Linked DNA regions of Mus musculus: region 1 is linked to region 2. A link is a contact called in ENCODE POLR2A ChIA-PET data. All regions are on one chromosome and are shown on one strand. The core of a region is the stretch at or near the end of the contact, and the rest is flanking DNA. Distances in the headings are between cores, read along the strand shown. Region 1 holds the start of Ttyh3 (tweety family member 3). Region 2 holds the start of Grifin (galectin-related inter-fiber protein).

Evidence for each region. ChIA-PET counts read pairs that join two places held with the same protein, here RNA polymerase II (POLR2A).
Region 1: POLR2A ChIA-PET joins it to region 2 with 11 read pairs in Patski. The contact joins the promoter of Ttyh3 here to the promoter of Grifin in region 2. POLR2A ChIA-PET finds 5 or more read pairs at or near these places in 2 of 5 experiments (Patski and embryonic stem cell).

The regions. Positions count from the first base shown.
Region 1 is chr5:140,646,333-140,651,284 of GRCm38, forward strand. It overlaps Ttyh3 (tweety family member 3), which reads right to left and starts at 2,699. Exons shown (of 14, transcript NM_175274.5): 1 at 2,373-2,699. The coding sequence starts at 2,495.
Region 2 is chr5:140,563,435-140,568,292 of GRCm38, forward strand. It overlaps Grifin (galectin-related inter-fiber protein), which reads right to left and starts at 1,633. Exons shown (of 5, transcript NM_030022.1): 1 at 1,608-1,633; 2 at 1,232-1,311; 3 at 999-1,158; 4 at 107-273. The coding sequence starts at 1,619.

The DNA.
Region 1 (4,952 bases), core at 1,449-3,948, 84 kb after region 2:
GACTCCGGGTGGTCCTTCCACTCAGCACTGTCACAGGCTTCTAAGAGGGGACCGACCATGCTCGGAGACACTCAGTTCTAACACTACAGTGTGCGACCTCCCACCATCTCCTGGGTAAAAGCTGCACGGCGTGCTGATGCTCCATGCTGGTTTTACATACATACACTGGTTCTGGACTGGTTTCTCACCAGTCCAGGTAGCAGCAGGGTCTGAGATACCCTTGCAAGAGCCAGCCCACCCCTGCTGTGGGGTCCAGGAGGTATGGGTAAAAGGTCTCCCCCAATGCTCCCTGACTGAGGCTAAGCCTTAGGGTGTACAACACAGACAGCTGCATAGCCCTGCGTGAAAGGAGGCAAGAACAGGCAGCTCTACACAGGGCCTGACTGGGAGTCTAATTGTGGGTTCCATCAGGCTCCAGACATTGGGCCATGAGTGTAAAAGAGAGCAAAAGACAAGTCTGGTATCCCCAGGCTGGGAGACGCAGCAGCTTTCTTCCCTAGAGGGACACAGTTCAGGTATGGTGGATTACAGAGAGGGTACCCTAGGACAGGACAGCCATCCCGACATGCATGTATACACAACTACACATGGAGTTAGCAATACCTCACCAGGGAAGATGGGATGGAGCCTGTGAGAAACCATTATCCACCCGCCCATCCAGAATGGGGACTCCTGACTTTCTCCCCACAGGCGACCCTGCAAAACCATCAGTCCCAATTTCAAGATGAAGTGACGAAGCTCAGAGACCCTGAGCGGTTGCCTACAGCATCAGCTCAGAGGGCAGGGGCACCATGCACATCCATAGCCCTGGCTTCGGGAGCGGAGGCGGCGGGGGATGGAGCCAGGCTGGGTTCCACACCGTGAATTATTCAGTGGCTAATTCTGCTCCTGGGAGAGGAGGCAGGAGGGAGCGTGAGTCAGAGGCCTCCCACAGTGGAGCAGCAAAAGCAGGCAGGACCAGGCTCAACTGGGGCCACAGAGCTGCGGGCCCATAGATCTAAAGACCTACAGAGCCGGGCCTGAACCACTCACTACCTTCAGATTCCCAAGAGCTGCAGGGACTGAATCCTCACCCTTTCCCTGTCACTAGCAAGTTCCTCCTGCAGCAGAAGCAGGTGGCAGCCCACTGACCTCAGGAAATGCTACCTGGCTGCCCTGTGTGCCAGTGGACCATCAAAACTGACCATCAGGCAAACCCTAGGAAGGCAACTTTCCAAGAATAGCTCATAGAGTTCTTTCAAGAAAGAGCATAACAATACCATCACACAGTAAGAAAACCACACGTGTCCCTCCACCTCACCCGGGCCTGGTCTTCCCCACAAAATCCCCAGGTGAGGTCCTGGGTCCCGGGTGCATCTCCTTGCTGTCTTTCAGGACTCAGGTTTTGCTCTACCCCTCACACCTGTTCTAATCTGCTCAGGAACACCATCAGCTACTGGAGCTGGGGTCAGGTAGGCAGAGAGTGGGAGCAGGGACAGTCCTGTGTTCTCTCACCCTCAACTTCAGTAAGATGAGGATGGCGGCAGAGATATTTGGCACAGCCCCAGGAGTACTTGATTCCCAGGCTACTGTCTGTCCCAGGAGCCGCCGGAGAGAAACTGTGAGGTGCTTAGTGACCAAGTGGGCTGATCATTCTTTTTTTTCTGGAATCTGGAGCAGGAAGGAAAAGCCCACAGCCCTAGTCCCCCTGCTCTGCACTCAAATGACAGTGGTTCAGTAGTGGGGGTGGTGCTGGGACTTGGCAGGACGCCAGACTTAGGGCTTCGCAGGGAGAGGGCTGCCAAGTGCCCCATGGCCCCCAGCCCAGACGGAGGCCCACTCACCCCACTTCAGCCAGGCCTCATTTTCCACCCTGGGTAGAGAGACTGCTGGCACCCTGGTTTCCCACAACCACACGACACCCTGTGTACATCCCACAGCCTGACCGTGAAGCAAGGGGTCATTAGCAGCCACAGAAGGCTGGCGATGGCCCAGGCTCCTCACCCACCAACAGTCTGGCAAAGGGATTCCCTAGCTGGGGAAAGAGAACGAGGAATACCCTCCTGCCTGAACCCAGGGATCCAGCCTTGGCTAGCGGGGGCTCTGCTGGGGAGAAGCTGACTGCCCAAAGGATGAAGACGGGCCTACCAGGAACCCATAGGATCAGAAGAGGGTCTATCAGGGGAGGGAGGCAGCTCCGTCAATCCGGATCGGAGGCCCTGGTGACACAGAGGGGCTGAACACCTTCCAGGGGGTGTTCGACATTAATCCCTGGAAAGGTTATCAGTGAACGGGAGGCGACTCCTAGAATGAAAGGGGATGGGGAAGCTCCAGCTCCTTGGGAGGGGCCATGACCCGGGGCCCCTGACCCCGCACCCGGGGGCGCGCGTCACCTGCTGGTAGTCGGCGTCCTCGGGCCGGAATTGGCTGCTGGTGGCCTCCCACCGCAGGTCGAAGTGCGGCAGCCGGTGCAGGAGGCTCACCCACCAGGGCGCCGCGTAGCTGACCCCGGCCATGGCGGGCGGGCGGCCACGGGCGCTGCGCCGGGCTTCCCTCGCTGCCGGATGCACGGGGCTCAGGGACCCGCCGACCCCTGCTCAGCTGCCCTCATCGTGCCCGCTTCCAGGGGCCCTGGCCCGGCCCGGCTCGGCCCGGCTCGGCCCGGCTCGGCTGCGCTCGGCTCCGCTCGGCCGCCCGCGCCCGCCGCCTCTTTGTTCACCGCCGCTGCCGCCGCCCCCTCCGCGCACCCGCCCGCTCGCCTTCAGGCTCCACCCCCACACCGCCATAGGCCCACCGCCCTCAGGCCCCACCCCAACCGCCCTCCCGGACATTCGGCCCCGCCCCACACAATGCTATTGGTCGGCACCACGCAGACCCCGCCCATACCAGGGCAGTCTCTGCCTCCGGACTGCCATTGGCATTTCTCCCATAGGCCCTGCCCCCTGCGTTACCATTGGTCTTTTTGCCTACACCTCTCGGTTTAGGCAGGACCCTCAACCTCTTCAGCCATTTCTTCCCTGTAGACCACGAAGGCTGGAATCCAAAGCTCACGTGTAGCATCCTCTCCGACCCATGCCTTTGCTCTCTGGTTTGATCCGGTTTCCACGCAGCCCTCATAAGGACCTGCCAGGGAACCAGTGACCTGTCTCTAGGATGGACATGATCTGCATTCGGGAGCTGCAGCTGTGTGCTCTTGGGCGAATGACTTAGCCTCTCGGTATCAGTGTTGTAGTCTGAGAAAAGGCGTTGCGGAGATAAACCGAGTGTGAAGTGCTCAGAACAAAGCCTGGCGCATAAGCCATAAAGCCGCGTGTAAGGCGATAATGGGCAGATAGATTGAATACCCACCTGCTTTAATTTCAGTTATGGAACCAGGGCCTTACGCATGCAAGCCAGGCACTCTACCACCGACCTAAATCCCCAATCCCCTGTTTTACTTTTTCTGTCGCGGGATCTCTGTAAATTGCTCAGCCTAGCCTCAAACTTGGCAGTCCTCTTGCTTCAGCCTCCCAGGTACTGGGATAACAGGCCTGAACCGCCGCACCTCACTTGCTTGCATCATTCTAAAGATGCAAAAGGAAGATGTAAAGAAAGTTCCCTGTATCCCATCTTGGAAACTAGGCTACTGGTCAGGACACAGCCTATAGAAAGGTCATGGGGGCAGGGGGGCAGTTCTTGCTTCTCCCCGGGTGGAGCGAACATATCCACTTGGCTCTGTGCACTCACAACCCTGGGGCCTTATGTTCTTAGAAACTAGACACATGCAGCTTCTCCATCGGCTAGGTAGCCTCACTCCTCAGCTGGACAGTGGCTTCCTGACAGACCTGTCTTTCAGTTCATGCAACTGCCTGAGGCATCTCCTTCCTTGCACTCTGGCCCGAGGGCAGGGGCCCTTTACAGAGCTGTGGGTTTCAATGTTCTGGATGGCTGGAGGAAGCTACCTAGCTGGGAATCAGCCTGCAGCGATAGGTAAGAAGTTCTTAGGCTTCTTACTCCAGGGCCACACAGCAATGGCTGTTCCCCCTCGCCCCACCCCCAGGCCGAGCTTTCCTCCTAGTGTCAAATGAGCACTTGCCAGACAGAGTCAGTGCAGCAGGTGAGATGCCCGCACCTGGCTAGATTTCCTGTAGAGCCGAGAGTAGCTCTGCCCCCAGCTCTGCCTTTAGGAGTCCAAAGATGAACAGTAACATCAGAGACGGTCATCACAGGCTGGGAAAGTTTCTGGCCTCTGCTTCAGCACCTCCCATAGAGAGCCCTGCATCCTTGCTTAGTCCCAACAACAGTAACTGATGTCCAAGGTTCATACACATAGATGTGAGATCTGGGAGTTACCTCTCCCATCACCAGAAGTCTCACCAAAATGGAGATTTTCTTCTGATCAGGCTACAATACCTGTGCATTACATACTCACTATGATGGACAAATTTCATACCCCCAAAAGATGTGCAAAAGCCAGGTATGAAGTCACACACCTGGGCAGCTGATCACAAGTTTGAAGCCTGGTACATCACATTGCAAATCTGAAGTCAGCCTGGGCTAAGCTTTAAGACCTTATCTAAAAAGGGAGGTGGAGGAGGAAGGGGACACAGGAAATGTGCTAATTTTGATTCATTAGTCGTGTGTTTGGTCAGTGAAACCCTTTCCTGGGGACAACTCCTGAAGGAAAAGTTACAAGGGTCTAAAGTAGAAGAAGCAGGGAGGGTGGCTGAGCAGGTAAAGGTCTTGCAGCCAAGCTTGATGGTCTGAGTTCAAGCCCACCCTCCACATGGTCTCCACGGGAGACTCCACACATTGTTCCTCTGACCACCAAGTGTGCGCTGTGCACAGAGTAAAAAATTAATTGTAAGGGCTGGAGAGATGGCTCAGCAGTTGTAAGCACTGACTCTTCTTCCAGAGGATTCGGTGTCAATTCCCAGAACACACATGGCAGCTCACAACTGTCTGTAGCTACAGTTCCGGGAAATCTGACACCC
Region 2 (4,858 bases), core at 383-2,882:
ATCCCGAATGGTGTGTGAGGACATGGCGGGCACCTTACCCTCAGCTCAGGCTCCACTTGGCCAATTCCACCTGGGTTAGTGTGTGAGGACATGGCGGGCACCTTACCCCCAGCTCAGGCTCCGCTTGGCCAGCTCCACCTGGGCCAGCCGATGCTCACTGAGCACTCGCACTCTGGTGATGGTGGCCAGCGGTCGGTGCCGATGTGGGAACTGGAGCACCTTTTGTTCCTGGGCATAAATGTGGAAGTGTTCTGCGTCTGCACTCACCTCCATCTGAGGGGAAGGGAAAGTGTGTGTGTGTGGGGGGTGTCTCTGGGCCCCAACCACAGAAGCCTTCTTGGCTGTCAGCAATCTCTCCAGGCTCCACCCAACAGCAGCCAAGTGTGAGCCAGGACTATTCATTCAGCTTGGCTCCTCTTTGTCTCTCTGTCTCTGTCTCTCCCTCTCTCCCTCTCTTCTCTCTCTTCTCCACGTGTTCTCAGCCAGCCTCTACCTTTCTTCCTCTTTCTGTCTTCTCTCCTCTGTCTTTCTGTCCTTCTCTGCCCCCTTTTCTCTGCCACTATCCCCTTTCCACGTTGCCTTCCTTTCCCTCCAATAAACTTCATTTTGTACTAGGCCTGTTGCACGGTGCTGATTCCTCGGGGGGGGGGGGGGGGACGGGGACGACGACACATTGGCCTGGCCCACCAAGGTGCTCATTGGCCTGGCCCACCAAGGTGCTCCCTCCTGCCGCATTTTATAAAACACAACCCTGGCTACTTGGCAAAGCATGGTGTGGACCACCTGGTCCTGAGTTCCTAGCTGGGGATCCCTCTTTTCACCAAGAGAAGGTGGTTAGTAGCCAGAGAGAGAGAGACACCCTGTGAACAAACTCCGTGAAAGGAGGCCACTCGGCCCAGCAGGGTGCACCAGCCCATGCATTTATCCTCCGCAGTCCCTGTCTTCACGGGTCCTAGGTGTCCCACCCCACCTCTCCTTCCTCCCACAGACCCCATCACCTCAAAGGGCTCTCCCAGAGTCAGTGGGAATATGCTGGACACCTCCTCCTGCCCCCACCGTCCTCCCTGGAAAGCATTGCCCACCACCGTGGCGCTGGAGAATCGAGGTTTGACGTGGAAGGCGATGTCTCCGGCGTCTGTTAAGAAGTTGATCTCGAACCTATGGGTGGAGAGTGTGATTAGGGTCAGGAGTGTGGCTGGAGGGTCCCGACCCCAGCGAGGGAGGCTCTTACTTCTCTTCTCCAGCATCTGCATGTCCCTGGACAGTCAGGCTCCAGCCAGGGGCCAGACCCCCTGCACAGAAGGCTTCGAACTGAAGGCAAAACACAGGGGACAGAGCCCCAGAGGGCTGCAACCTCCTTCCTCCCCATCAAGTGTGCTGTTTATTCAGGGACACCGGCTCCCACCAAGCCCAAGCCTCTACTTCCATGTTGCTCTGGGTGTGGTGGTCCAACCTTACCCCCACAGCCTCTCTGCTTGGGGGCTGAGGAGAAGCTATAAACATTCCCAGCTCTATAGTGGAGTAGGTGGCCCCACCAGGCGCCCACCCCCCCACTCCACTTCCTTCTCCAGCATTTGCAACCTCCCTGGGCTGTGGATCTTACCCACCTGCAGTGTCATTGCCCTCAGCCACTGGGTGTGGGGATGAGGCAGCTGGAGATATAGCAGAGCCCGCTGGGGCGGGGCATGGGGGCCCCACCTCTAGGGGCCTTGTCTGGGTCACATGGACCTCTGTGCCCCATTTTTCCTCCCCCCTCAGGCTAACCCTGCTGGAGAGGGGGCTGGGTACATGGCTTAGTGGCAGCGCTCTTGCCCTGGGTTCATCAGTGAATACACTGGTCCTTTCAACATACTTCCCCAGGTCTACCTAGCTCTGCCACCAGCACTATTCAGGGTCTTGTGCACATCTGGGGATACATCACCCATCTTTGTAGGGAGGGTGTAACCAGGGCCCCCCCCAACTCCCATACTCCAGAGCCTCACACTGACCCCATCGGTCTCAAAGAGTGAAGAAAGTGTGTCCTCCTATAGAACCCTGGCTGACCTTATGACCTCAGTCTGACCATCCATCAACTGTCTACCATACTGGGAATGTGTCCCTGATCCAGTCCCCTTCCATCCCAGGGCTGCCCCGCTGCAGTGGCTCAGTGGCCTCAAGGGGATGAATGGGGATTAGGCCTGGCTCTGCTCAGCACATTCCAGTGTCCAGTCTACAGATGGGGAGGGCCTTTCCCACACCCCCACGCCTCTCCTGGCCGGCTGCCTCTTGGGCTGAGCCAATGAGAAGGATCCACTGGGGCCCTCGAGGCCACCTCAAGGATGGAGGAGAGAAGCCCAAGTCTGTGGGGGCGGTTATGGGGGCCTCTGGGACTCTCTGAAGGGGGAAGTTGGGTCACAGTGTAGCTGTGGTGGGGGCCCAGAGCCTTGGGGGTAAAGCCTGCAGATGAGTGTGTAACAAGCACGTGTCTCCTTTTCTCCTGTCCCCGTGGGTCCCCTCTGCCACCGTTCTTCTCTCCAGGCCCTGGCAGGGCTGAGCCTCTGGCCTGCTTTGCCTCTTCCCAGATACCGCTGCACGGATGGACACAGTCTGGCAGGGAGCTATGGGTACCAAGGTCAAGCAGGACACAGAGATGGCTCACTAGCATGGCAGGGTTGGCTGAGCCTGCAGGGGGCAGCCCAGAGCAACAGAGATTCCCTGGGGTGAGCCTGCTGGACCTGCCTGGCTGGGTGCAGAGTCTGCAGACCCCACATGCTCACCTTCCTGGAGGGCCATGGGGAAGAAGTACCATCAGTAAGTGCTTGCTGCGCAAGTAGGGGGATCTGAGTTTGATGCCCAGCACTTGTGCAAGGCACAGAACACAGTGGTCTGTGCTGGGGTCTCCAGCCAGCCAGTCAGGAGACCCTGGCAAGTCCCAGGTCCCTGTGACAGTCTCTCAAAACCACACACACTAAAGCCCTGGGCCGCAGGGCCCACTAGGAGACTGCAGGCCGGCTTCATGGCTTTCCCCTTCTCCTTTCCCCTATGTAGGGATGCTGCTGGGACGAGATGTCCATCTTCAAATTCTCTGGATGTGCAATACAGTGCTGGTTGGTACCAGAACTCAGGGCTGGGGTCAAAGCCCACAAGTCAGGAGTGTGGACAGGTTCTAACCCCCTGGCTACCTTGAGCCAGTGGCCTTCTGTGCTTCACAGCCACGTGCTGGAGTTGCTAATGCTGACCTCTGTCACCTCCTCCCCTTAGTGCTCCCCCCCCCCCACACACACACACCCAGTGCCTGTCTCCTTGATGAAGGAAGGTAAACAAGACAGATGTGGCTGAGCAGGGGAACTGGGTCAGCCCACTCCACCTCCATCTTTCCTAGGATGAGAGGAACATCGACGTGGGCACCTTGTTCTCCGGCTCTTGCAGCCTGGAGGCCATAGCTTGGAATTGGGAGCCTGGGGATGGGGGCGGGGGAGCCCCATACCTGTTGAGACATGAGGCCCAGATTTTGCTGCCAGGGACAGAGAGGTCAAAGATGCCTGCTTCCAACGGTCTCCATCCCCTGTGAGCCTCAACCTCCCCCTTCCGGCTTATGAGGTCTGTGTGGTAGGAAAGCTGGCGGCTGCCCACCACCCAGCTCAGTCTCTACAGCTGGGAAGTGTTGGAACCCCAGGCCATTCTGATGGAGGCTGGACGTGCTCCCACAACTGGACTCTGCCCCATGGTGTCACACAGACCTGTGCTTGCATCCCTCTGAGTGGCTGGGACTTGTGTCTGGTAGGGTTGGAGCAGGAGGCTGTGACAACTCCCAATGACCCAGGCAGCTACAGCCCCGGGGACAGAATGGGCCAAGGAGAGACCCGAGATGCACTTTGCCCCCACACCAATGTCAGGGAACCCAGCTCCTTCCTTGGCTGCCTCTGCCCTGGCCTGGTTGGATTTTGTGAGATTCGATGGTGTGGCGGGCAGTAGTCCTCTATGCCGTGCTGTCTGGTGGGCCTGCTGCCAGGTGAGGTGGTTCAGGGCTGAGACTAACAGACCTGCCATTTAGGCAGCACCCGCACCTCCTACCTCCACCCGGATGTGCGGTTTTGCCTGGAGCTGTTGACTTTGAAGGTTCTTAAGCAGGAGCTGGTCTCCACCCAGCTTAGGGGAGGAGCTACACCAGGATGGGGGGCGGGGCGCGGTGTAGGCGGACATCTTGGCCAGACCCTGGCCAGTGCTGAGTGCCAACTCTCCTCCCCCTCTCCTCTTCCCTGGCTCCTCCACTTCTCTTCTTCCTCCCCACGTCATCCTTTTCCCTCATCCATTTTCCCCTGTTCATGTGTTTCTAAGAATGTCCTTACTTAGCCCAGGCTTGCCTCCGACTTTCAAGTTTTATCCCAGCCTCCTCAGTGCTGAGATTATAGACCTGTGCCACTACACCCAGGCTGCTTTTAAGAAGTGGTCACTTCGCGTAGCCCAGGCTTGCTCCCTGTCAGATACCTACTGGCCAGTTTACAGGCATCTCTAAAGCTGACAGCCTTTGGGATTGGTTCTGAGATCCATATTCTGGAAAAGGATGTAGGAGCACAGACACACAGCTAGACCATCACAGAGCCAAGGTTTGAAGCCAGCAGTATGCCTGCCCGAGTCCCCACCCTAAACACATCCCTTGGAAGCATGGGATGGAGGTCCATCTGGGTTGGCTTTCAGGAGGAGGAGGCACTACGGGTGGCTGTTGTAGAATGAACAGGAGTTAGGTTATGGGAAGGTACCCAAACCAACAACAATCTGGGTGTGGTGGCACAGAACTATAATCCCAGCACTGAGGCAGGAGGATTGAAAGTTGGAGGCTCCCGGTCATGATGAAGGGGAATCATCTTTTCTCGGCTAC